2 separate regions of the Mus musculus genome follow, and region 1 is linked to region 2. A link is a contact called in ENCODE POLR2A ChIA-PET data. All regions are on one chromosome and are shown on one strand. The core of a region is the stretch at or near the end of the contact, and the rest is flanking DNA. Distances in the headings are between cores, read along the strand shown. Region 1 holds the start of Sar1a (secretion associated Ras related GTPase 1A). Region 2 overlaps Npffr1 (neuropeptide FF receptor 1).

Evidence for each region. ChIA-PET counts read pairs that join two places held with the same protein, here RNA polymerase II (POLR2A).
Region 1: POLR2A ChIA-PET joins it to region 2 with 12 read pairs in Patski. The contact joins the promoter of Sar1a here to the enhancer-like site in region 2. POLR2A ChIA-PET finds 5 or more read pairs at or near these places in 3 of 5 experiments (Patski and embryonic stem cell).

Annotation. Positions count from the first base shown.
Region 1 is chr10:61,678,179-61,682,646 of GRCm38, forward strand. Sar1a (secretion associated Ras related GTPase 1A) reads left to right here and starts at 2,107. Exons shown (of 7, transcript NM_009120.3): 1 at 2,107-2,235. 1700022H01Rik (RIKEN cDNA 1700022H01 gene) reads right to left here and starts at 2,112. Exons shown (of 2, transcript NR_126477.1): 1 at 1,961-2,112.
Region 2 is chr10:61,624,385-61,629,021 of GRCm38, forward strand. It overlaps Npffr1 (neuropeptide FF receptor 1), which reads left to right. Exons shown (of 4, transcript NM_001177511.2): 4 at 1,125-4,637. The coding sequence ends at 2,001. Among named protein-coding and RNA genes, the nearest start is that of Ppa1, 22 kb to the right of the region's middle. Within about 2 kb of position 2,867, at least 2 of the 3 ENCODE cell types and tissues checked have a DNase peak (open chromatin) inside an H3K27ac peak, as active enhancers do.

The DNA.
Region 1 (4,468 bases), core at 857-3,356, 53 kb after region 2:
TGAGCTGCAGGCAAATGCCTGTCTTTACTTGAATGGGATGGGGAAAGGAGCCCCTTGGGCTGCTCGTGCAGGGCTGGACTGCATCTCTTCTTGGCACTCACAAGCCAAGCTGCCCTCAGAGTTCAGAGGTTCTCCTGCCTCTGCCCCCCGAGGGCTGGAATGTAGCTGTATTCTGATACACCTTGCTGCATTGTTTTTTTGATTTTTAAAATGACCTTAGTCAGTTTGTGTCTATGAACATTTTACTTACATATATGTGTGTTGTGTGTTCTAAGAAGCCTTGAAGGTCAGAAAAGGGTGCTGGATCCCGTGGGACTGGAGTTACAGATGCTTGTGAGCAGCCATGTGGGTGCTGGGATTGAACTCATTCTTAGGGGAGATGTCACATGTACTTTTTAGCTTGGTGACCTCATGACTGAGACCTCACCAGACCCTCCTGTAGCTTTAGACCCATTTTTATGAAATGCCTGGTATCAAACTCTGGAAGTTGGAACCAACACTGGCTAACTAAGTCGCACTCACTTGCTTTCCTTCTTAGTTCACAGGAACCATTCCTTTGCCAGCCCTGGCATTTGCAGAGACTGCCCTCCCCACCCCACTTTCTGTGGTTCTGGAACTTGAACTCAGGTTGTCAGTCTTGATCTTTGAGCAGTGTGACTGCTAATCTTGGTTGTCAAGTTGATCACATCTGGAATTAACTAAGATGAAAGCAGCTGGTCACACCTGTGAGGGATTTTTCTTGATCGGATCATATGAAGTGGGAAGACCCACCCTAAATCTGGGCCACACTCTCGAGTGGCAGCCCACATAAAAGGACATGGAAGGAGGAGGCGTTTGCTTTTTTGCCTGCTTGCCCTCACTCTCCCTGGCAAGTTCATCTGTTCTGTTGTTGAGGCATCCCTCCATTGATATTAGGACCTACTTCTTTGGGATTCCAACTTCGACTGAAGACTACTGGCTATGTAGTAGTTCCCTAGATTCTCAGCATCAGATTGGGACTGCTGAGCCTATCAGTCTGGTATGGTCTGAACCATTACCCAACTCTTGGCCTTCCCATTGGGAAACAACCAATTGTTGGACTACTCAGACCACAGCCTGTAAGCCACTCTAATAAATCCTCTTAACGATATATTGGGGTTAGAGAGATGGCTGAGCAGTGAAGAGCACTGGATGGTCTTCCAGAGGACTTGGGTTCAATTCCCAGCAGAGATATGCTCACTAGAATCTCACCATGGTCTATAACTCCCGTTCCAGGAGATCTGACACCCTTTTGGTCTCTGCAGGCAACAAACATGTACATAGTACAGACATTCATGCAAACAAAACACTTGTAAATATTTTTTAAGTTGCACATGTATAATTATTCTATCTCTGTTCCTTATTTATTCGTTTGTTTAAGACAGGGTATCGCCGTGTAACTCTGGCTGGCCTGGAACTCAGAGATCCATAGACATTAGCTTCCCAAGGGCTGGCATTAAAGGCGTGCATCACAATGCGGGGCCAGTTGTGGTTCCTCTGAGAGCCCTGGCTAAAACAGTAGGCAAACCTACCTTGACCTGATGGATGAGCTATTTTGCAAGCCCCAGTTAACTGATTTGTTCAGTGGAGCTATTAATACGTACTGAGGGTTAAACCAGATGAAGGATCCCAAGCAGTCAGGGTACTGCCCAAAACTGCTCATTAAACTCTTGTTGCTTTTATTTAGAAAGCTGAAAAATAGAAACGCTATCCCAAGGCGGGGAAAACAACTTAAAACGATGACTAGGTGACATCCACCTAGGTTGAGGTCTCCAAAGTCAATTCTACTGTCCTAGACTCTACTGATATCTGGCAGCCTCCGCTTCTGATGTCCGGCGCGCGTCTGAAAACATACTGGGATCGGAAGCCCCAGGCTGCTTAAGTAGCTGCTTAAGTTGGGGACAGAAGCCCAGGCCGCCTGACAGACGCTGCCACGTCTTACCCCGCTTGAGAGCCTCCACAGAGCGGGCGGAGCCTCACCCCGAGCGTACGTCACTCCTTAGGCCCGCCTCTCCGCGGCCAGAGTGGCTGTTAGGGCGGTACCCACAGCCCGGACGGCGTGACGCGTCGAGGGGGCGGGGCACGTGCGTGCCCGGAAGTCTCAGGGAGGGGCGTGACGTACATCCGGCGCGTAGCTGGCGGACCCGGGGACTGCTGGTCTGTGTGCTCTGAGGGAGGGTCGCGCCGCCAGCCACCGCCGGAGGAGCCCCTCGGGCCGTGAGTCGGGGCCCCAGCGGAGGAGGTGGCGGTGGGGCAGCGGGCCCGGGACGGGCCACAGCGAAGGCCGGGGCGCGGGGCCGCCGCGGAGGGGCTGGGTGGGGGTGCAGTGACACGCAGGCGGTTCCGCGGGCCGGCTCTGGGCGGGGACGGGCTGCGGGGTGGCGTGGCGGCGGTCGGGGTTTTTTTTGGGGGAGGAGACGGCTTCGTGGCCTCCATAGCGGAGGAGTCTGGTTCCTCGGTGAGGATAGCTGGAGCCCTGGCACTCATCCTTGCGTTCTGCAGATCGTGGCCCTCGAGTAGCGAGTGGGCGCTCGAGCCCCACGTTCAGCCTCTGGGTATCCGATGCCCTGTCTGGAACCCATGGTCTCTCCCTCCACCAACACCCCACTCCCATCCACCCTTTTTATTTTTCCTGTGCATGGAAAAATTCCCTCTTGGGCGATTATCGTAGATGAATGTTTTCTTCGTCATTTTTACCCAGGTGAGAATGGTACCGACCAATGGTACCATTGGTAGTCGTACCCTTTCTCAGTATCCTCCCTCACTGGGTGTTTCTTCAGTACCTGGGCACTGTCCGCTCAGGTTGAGAAGGGAGGGTTAGGGGGGAATTGTCAGGAAGCTGATCTTTGACATTCACCTTGCAGCTACGTAGACTTTCTTAGTTAATAGCCAGCTGCCTTCTATCCCAGATTCACCCGGAGTGAATATGTTTGAGAGTACGTTTTTTATTGCTTGATGGTCTTTCTGGCACTTGTTTGTTCCCATCTTGATATTTGCACGGTTTTTACTTAAGGTTCATGAATTGTGTTGTTGGTTTTAATATTCTTAACATTCCATAGATGATAGAGTAGACGAAGAATAGAAAATAGTGTGTTCTTAAGATTATCGTCTGTGTAGGTGGTAGGTTAAGGAAGAAAGTTACCTTTTACCCTTTTGGAAGTCTTATGATTGGAATTTAATATTAGCAGGAAAAGGGCTTTGGTTTTAGGTGAGAGGCTTTTCTTCTTAAATACCTTATTTTTATTTGATGTGAATTGTTGTTTTACCTCCATGTGTGCCTGTGTGAGATCCCCTAGAGATGAAGTTACAGTTCTGAGCCGCATGTGGGTGCTGGGGCTTGAACCCAGGGCCTCTGGGAGAGCAGTTGGTACTCTGAACCTCTGATCCGTCTCTCCTGGCTTTTGGAACTGATGCTTTTGACCGCACAGTCTTGAACAGGACAGGGAGCCTAAAGAGTGTCCTCGTCTTCATCTTGGCTTGCTAGAGTTGGTGGGAGGATGAGATGAAGGTATTTGTGCTGGTGCTGTATAAATTCTAAGGTTGCTGGTGGATGAATTGGTTCAGATCCCGAGATCTCAAGGACAGTGTCAGCAAGGCCATTTCTTCAGCTTTGGGCAGCAGTACAGCCCAACTCTGGGCTCTGAGAGGAGTACTACTTTTTTTTTTTTTTAAGATTTATGTATTTATTTTATGTATATGAGTACACTGTAACTGTTAGACACACCAGGAGAGGGCATCGGATCCCATTACAGATGGTTGTGAGCCATCATGTGGTTGCTGGGAATTGAACTCTGGAAGAGCAGTCAGTGCTCTTACCCACTGAGCCATCTCTCCAGTCCCAGTACTACTTTTTAACATCACTGAAGAATTCATTCTAATACTTTTCCTTATCATTTTGGTAGGAAGGCTTTTAAAACAAGAACTGGGAAGGAAAATAAATTGGAAAATGAAAGTAAGTCAGTTACGTTACCACTTAAAAAAATCCTCTAAAGTATCACATTTGTAGAATTAACCAGGCTGAGAATATTTGCTTTCCTTTTCTTTGTTTTTGTTTTTGTTTTTGTTTTTTGTTTGTTTGTTTGTTTTGTTTTGTTTTCCTTTGAAACAGAGTGTCACTATGTAGCCTACTTTGGCTTGGTGAAGCTGCAACACACTAAAGCTCCTCTTCCTGCCTCAGCCTCTCAGGTGCTGTGGTCAAAGCTTTCACACCCATGTCCATCTTGGGAATTCTTCTAAAGAGATGTGGCTAAAAACAAAGTGCTGGACTATTGGCAGCAAACCAGTGCACATGAATTAGACTTGTTGGGTGTAAGAGGCCACAGTAGGCCACAGCCTGTTAAAGATGAACTGGGTCTCTCCTGGAATAAAGTGAGAGATAAGGGAGGATGTCTGGCTAGGGGGACTGTAGAAGAAAGATGTATTGTTTTATTTACTCAATAAACTTGAATTT
Region 2 (4,637 bases), core at 1,617-4,116:
TTTTCAGGGAGTCTATAAACAGCTAAAAGTTACACCTGTTACATTTGTGATGCGCTGGTCAAGTGGCTCAGTGGATCAAGGTATGGTCACCAAGCCTCTTGACCTGAATTCCATTGCTAGGACCACATGGTAGAAAGAGATTGCTGACTGCTGCAGTTGTCTTTTGTGTGGAGAGGGAGAAAAGGCTAAGTGAAGGGAGAGGGAGAACGAAGCACTAAATACGTGTTTTTTAAAAAAAGCGTTTGTATATTTGCCTAGTCCGGCTTCCTAAGCACAGAGTGTTTATCACAGACTGGGCTGTGATGCCCGCTACTGAATAAAAGAAAAAGGAATAAAGGAAAGCCCATGACTGCTCCTGGATATGGTGGAGGAGAAAGCTTATTATAGATATGTGGGTGAGAACGGCCAGAGGCAGGGACATCTCAGAGAGTCCAGAGTGGTCCTGATCCTGAACCTCGTGGGGAGAGGGGGAGGGGGAGGGAGAGCGGGAAACCAAGTACAGCAGCCATGAGGCCAAAGGTGCAAAAGGAAGTGGGAGGTAGCCCAAAATGTCTAGGCTATATAGGGAGGAGCCTCTGTGGGAAGGGCAGCCCAGTGTCTGGGCTGGAGAGTTCAGGGTAGAGGGTGGGGTAGGTCAGCTATACCCAGTAACAGGTAGCAACCGAGGGATGCTGGGAGAACCTAAAGGCCAGGTCCGCTTTGATATGGTAAATAGGAACCTCAGTGGCCAGTCCTGGGTTGAACCCTTAGTACTGCCAGCTAATCTGTTTTAAAATAAAGATCTAAGCCTCTGGAGAGAGGTTGTTCCTTCCTCATCTATTCCACTAAATCCACCTAAAGCCATAACAATTTAGCCGGACTGTGCTGCCTCCTTCGCAAAAGACAAACCAATTTACTTGTAAATTAACCTGATTAGTGCCGAAGCAGTTCTCGGGTGCTGCCTAAGTGCAGTGATGAATGTTTGGTATCGTATTCCAGTAGCATCCGAAACTGCCTCAAGTAGGGTGATGAATGTCACGTGTCCTCTTCCAGTGGCCCCTAGTCAGGTCATCTCTGGCCCGCTGGGCCTCCAGGGATCCTCCCAGACACTTACTCTGTTTCTCTTCCCACCCCTTCGCCTGCAGGTTCCGCTGCATCGTACACCCTTTCCGTGAGAAGCTGACCCTCCGGAAGGCGCTGCTCACCATAGCGGTGATCTGGGCGCTGGCGCTGCTCATCATGTGTCCCTCGGCGGTCACTCTGACCGTCACGCGAGAGGAGCATCACTTCATGCTGGATGCTCGCAACCGCTCCTACCCTCTCTACTCGTGCTGGGAGGCCTGGCCCGAGAAGGGCATGCGCAAGGTCTACACCGCCGTGCTCTTCGCGCACATCTATCTGGCGCCGCTGGCGCTCATCGTGGTGATGTACGCGCGCATCGCGCGCAAGCTGTGCCAGGCCCCCGGTCCAGCGCGCGACGCGGAGGAGGCGGTGGCCGAGGGTGGCCGCGCGTCGCGCCGCAGGGCCCGCGTGGTGCATATGCTGGTCATGGTGGCGCTCTTCTTCACCTTGTCCTGGCTGCCACTCTGGGTGCTGCTGCTGCTCATCGACTACGGGGAGCTGAGCGAGCTGCAGCTGCACTTGCTGTCCGTCTACGCCTTCCCGTTGGCACACTGGCTGGCCTTCTTCCACAGCAGCGCCAACCCCATTATCTACGGCTACTTCAACGAGAACTTCCGCCGCGGCTTCCAGGCTGCCTTCCGGGCACAGCTCTGCTGGCTTCCCTGGGCCGCCCACAAGCAAGCCTACTCCGAGCGGCCTGGCCGCCTCCTGCGCAGGCGGGTGGTGGTGGACGTGCAACCCAGCGACTCAGGGCTGCCATCGGAGTCTGGCCCCAGCAGTGGGGTCCCAGGGCCTAACCGGCTGCCATTGCGCAATGGGCGTGTGGCCCACCAGGATGGCCCGAGGGAAGGGCCTGGCTGCAACCACATGCCCCTCACTATCCCAGCCTGGAACATTTGAGGTGGTCCAGAGAGGGAACGTCCTGTAGGCCTGTGGCCCTGACCCTTAACTATGATGCCTGGGCACAATAGCAGTATTAGAAGAGGGTGCCGAGATGCCTCCTTGATAAAAAAAAAAAAAAAAAAAAAAAAAAAAAAACGAGACAGTGAGGCATTGAGACCCAGGGAGAGGTGACAAGGTCTCACCGTTGGGAATCCTACTTGACCCAGACTCCAGTAAGTCTCCCCAGGAAAATGTGTCACTAGGTGGTTAGGAAGAGGTGACCACTTCTACACACTGAGCACCTGTGACCGAGTCCCCTGTGCTGTGTTGCTGAGAGAGCTCCCCTTGGCCCTTTCCTGGGAAACATCCAAGCTCTCCGCTTGCCAGGGCCAGTGTTTGAGTTGTTTTATTCCAGGAAGTGCCATACCCACTTCAGCATGTCACAACTGAGCAGCTCCAAGAAGAACCCTAGGGAGCCCATTTAAATGGCACTGGGTTGAGCCTAAGGGAGACTCCCCCCCCCCCCCCCAGAGCCAAGCAGAGCTTCCAACAGTACCAAGAGCTCATGGGTGGCAGGCAAGGGGAAAAGGAAGACAGCAATGCCAACTCTCCCCTCAGGAAATATCTTAGTGGGCCAGTGAGCATGAACCTTTGTCGGGGCATTTCTTCTTTGTTTACTGGGAAGGAGAAGGTGGTCAGTCGGGATGTGGTGAGGCCCCAGCACGACACAGACAAACTCTTCCACCGTGTGTGACTTATGAACCCTGAACGCAGAGGAGAGTAGGAGAGCCTGCATGCACGACAGCGCTCACCCACGATGCCTGCCATCATCTTGACAGATGCATGCACCCCAGCTCTCACCCGGTATATCTGCCGTCAGACGCACAGCTCTCATCGTACAGTCACCTTGGCAGAGCACAGCTTCTCCCCAGGAGGTGAGGAAATGGCTTGCCCCTGCCGGTTTCTCCTGCCACTTCAATCATGTGCACTTAACTGGACACATTCTCGCTTCCATTACCACAGTGGCCAGAAATTTTAGGAATTTAAAAAAAGGGGCGGGGGACATTTCAAGGGTCCAGGGCTCTGAGCTCCTGTTGATTTCTTAACACGCTCTGGCTGGCCCTTTGCTGTTCCCAGGTCTGTCCTAAGCAATGTCTATAGCAGCAGAAGAAATGGCCTCACGGTTGGTTGTACACGTCCAAGCAGGTCTCTGAACACTGTCATCTGACTCATAAAATGTTCTGGCTGTTTCACAGAGCAACCGAGGCCCAGTAGGACCAGGGTCACAGGGCCACAGACAGCAATGTTTGGATTAGGCTTGCCTTAGATAGCTTGAACCAACCATATCCTGCCTTTCAGAGAAGGTAGGCATGGCAGGGGGGAGCGCCGGATGAGAAGGAACTCCAAGGAATGACTCCAAGTTCTGGGGCTGGGGCAGGAAACCATCTGCATTATGTTGGCCTTGTGACCTCCAGCCAGAGCTGTTCTGAACTCGATTCCTATGCTGAGGAAGCTGTCAAGCTCCCTCCAGGTGCTGTGTAGTCTGCGAGGAGGCTGGGAGTGATTGGTGTAGTCAGGCCAGATGTGGCCTGAACTGGTCCTCTGCAAGGCCCTCTAAGTTGGTGCTGTCTTAGTATCACATGCACGATACAGTGGCCTGAGACTTGCTGGCTGTTTACCGAGAAGGCTTGTGACTCCCGGGCTCTAAAATTAGGCCACAGCAAGGACAGTGTCAACCCTGTCCCTGAGACTCCTGGGGACTGTGGGAGTTACAGTCTGCTCTCTGCTCTGGCCTTCAGCATGGCCTCTTAGAGACAAAATCACAGCTCTCCTCAGAAATCCTGTCCACCAAGGCCTCTGCTTCAGTTTCCCCAAACGCCTTGCTTTGAGAGGCCATGGTTGGCAAAAAGCAGGGCACCTGACACAGGTGGCCATCCCTGTGAATCATCCTTGTCCTTACTTGAGTAGGAGCAGAAGTGGCACCTGCCTGCCCATGGGCTTGGTCTGAGTACTGACAAGAACATCACAATGCTATAGAAAAGCCAGCAGTGGGGCTGGAGAGATGGCTCGGCGGTTAAGAACACTGACTGCTCTTCTGGAGGTTCTGAGCTCCAATTCCAGCAACTACATGGTAGCTCATAACCATCTGTATAGCTACAGTGTACTCATACACAAAAAAATAAGTAAATAAACCTTTTAAAAATGAAAGAAAGAAAGAAAAAAGAAGAGCCAGAAGCGTGTGAATGCTGGGGTCTTGTTTCTTCGTACATGTGTTAGAATACATCCAATGTTCAAACTTCCCATTAGCCCTTTTGAAGTGTACATACAGGGCTGGAGAAATGGCTCAATGGTTAAGAGTACTGACTGCTCTTCTGAAGGTCCTGAGTTCAAATCCCAGCAACCACATGGTGGCTCACAACCATCTGTAATGGGATCTTATGCCCTCTTCAGGTGTGTCTGAAGACAGCGACAGAGTACCCACATACATGAAATAAATAAACAAATCTTTTTTTTTTAAGTGTACATACAGTTCAGGGGCACTGAGTATTCATGTTGCAATGTAACCAGCACCCTTTCTAGCACTGTATTAGCCTAAATGGAAACTATGGACCCATTGACACCAGCTCCCCATCCCTGCTCCTCCCAGCCACTGT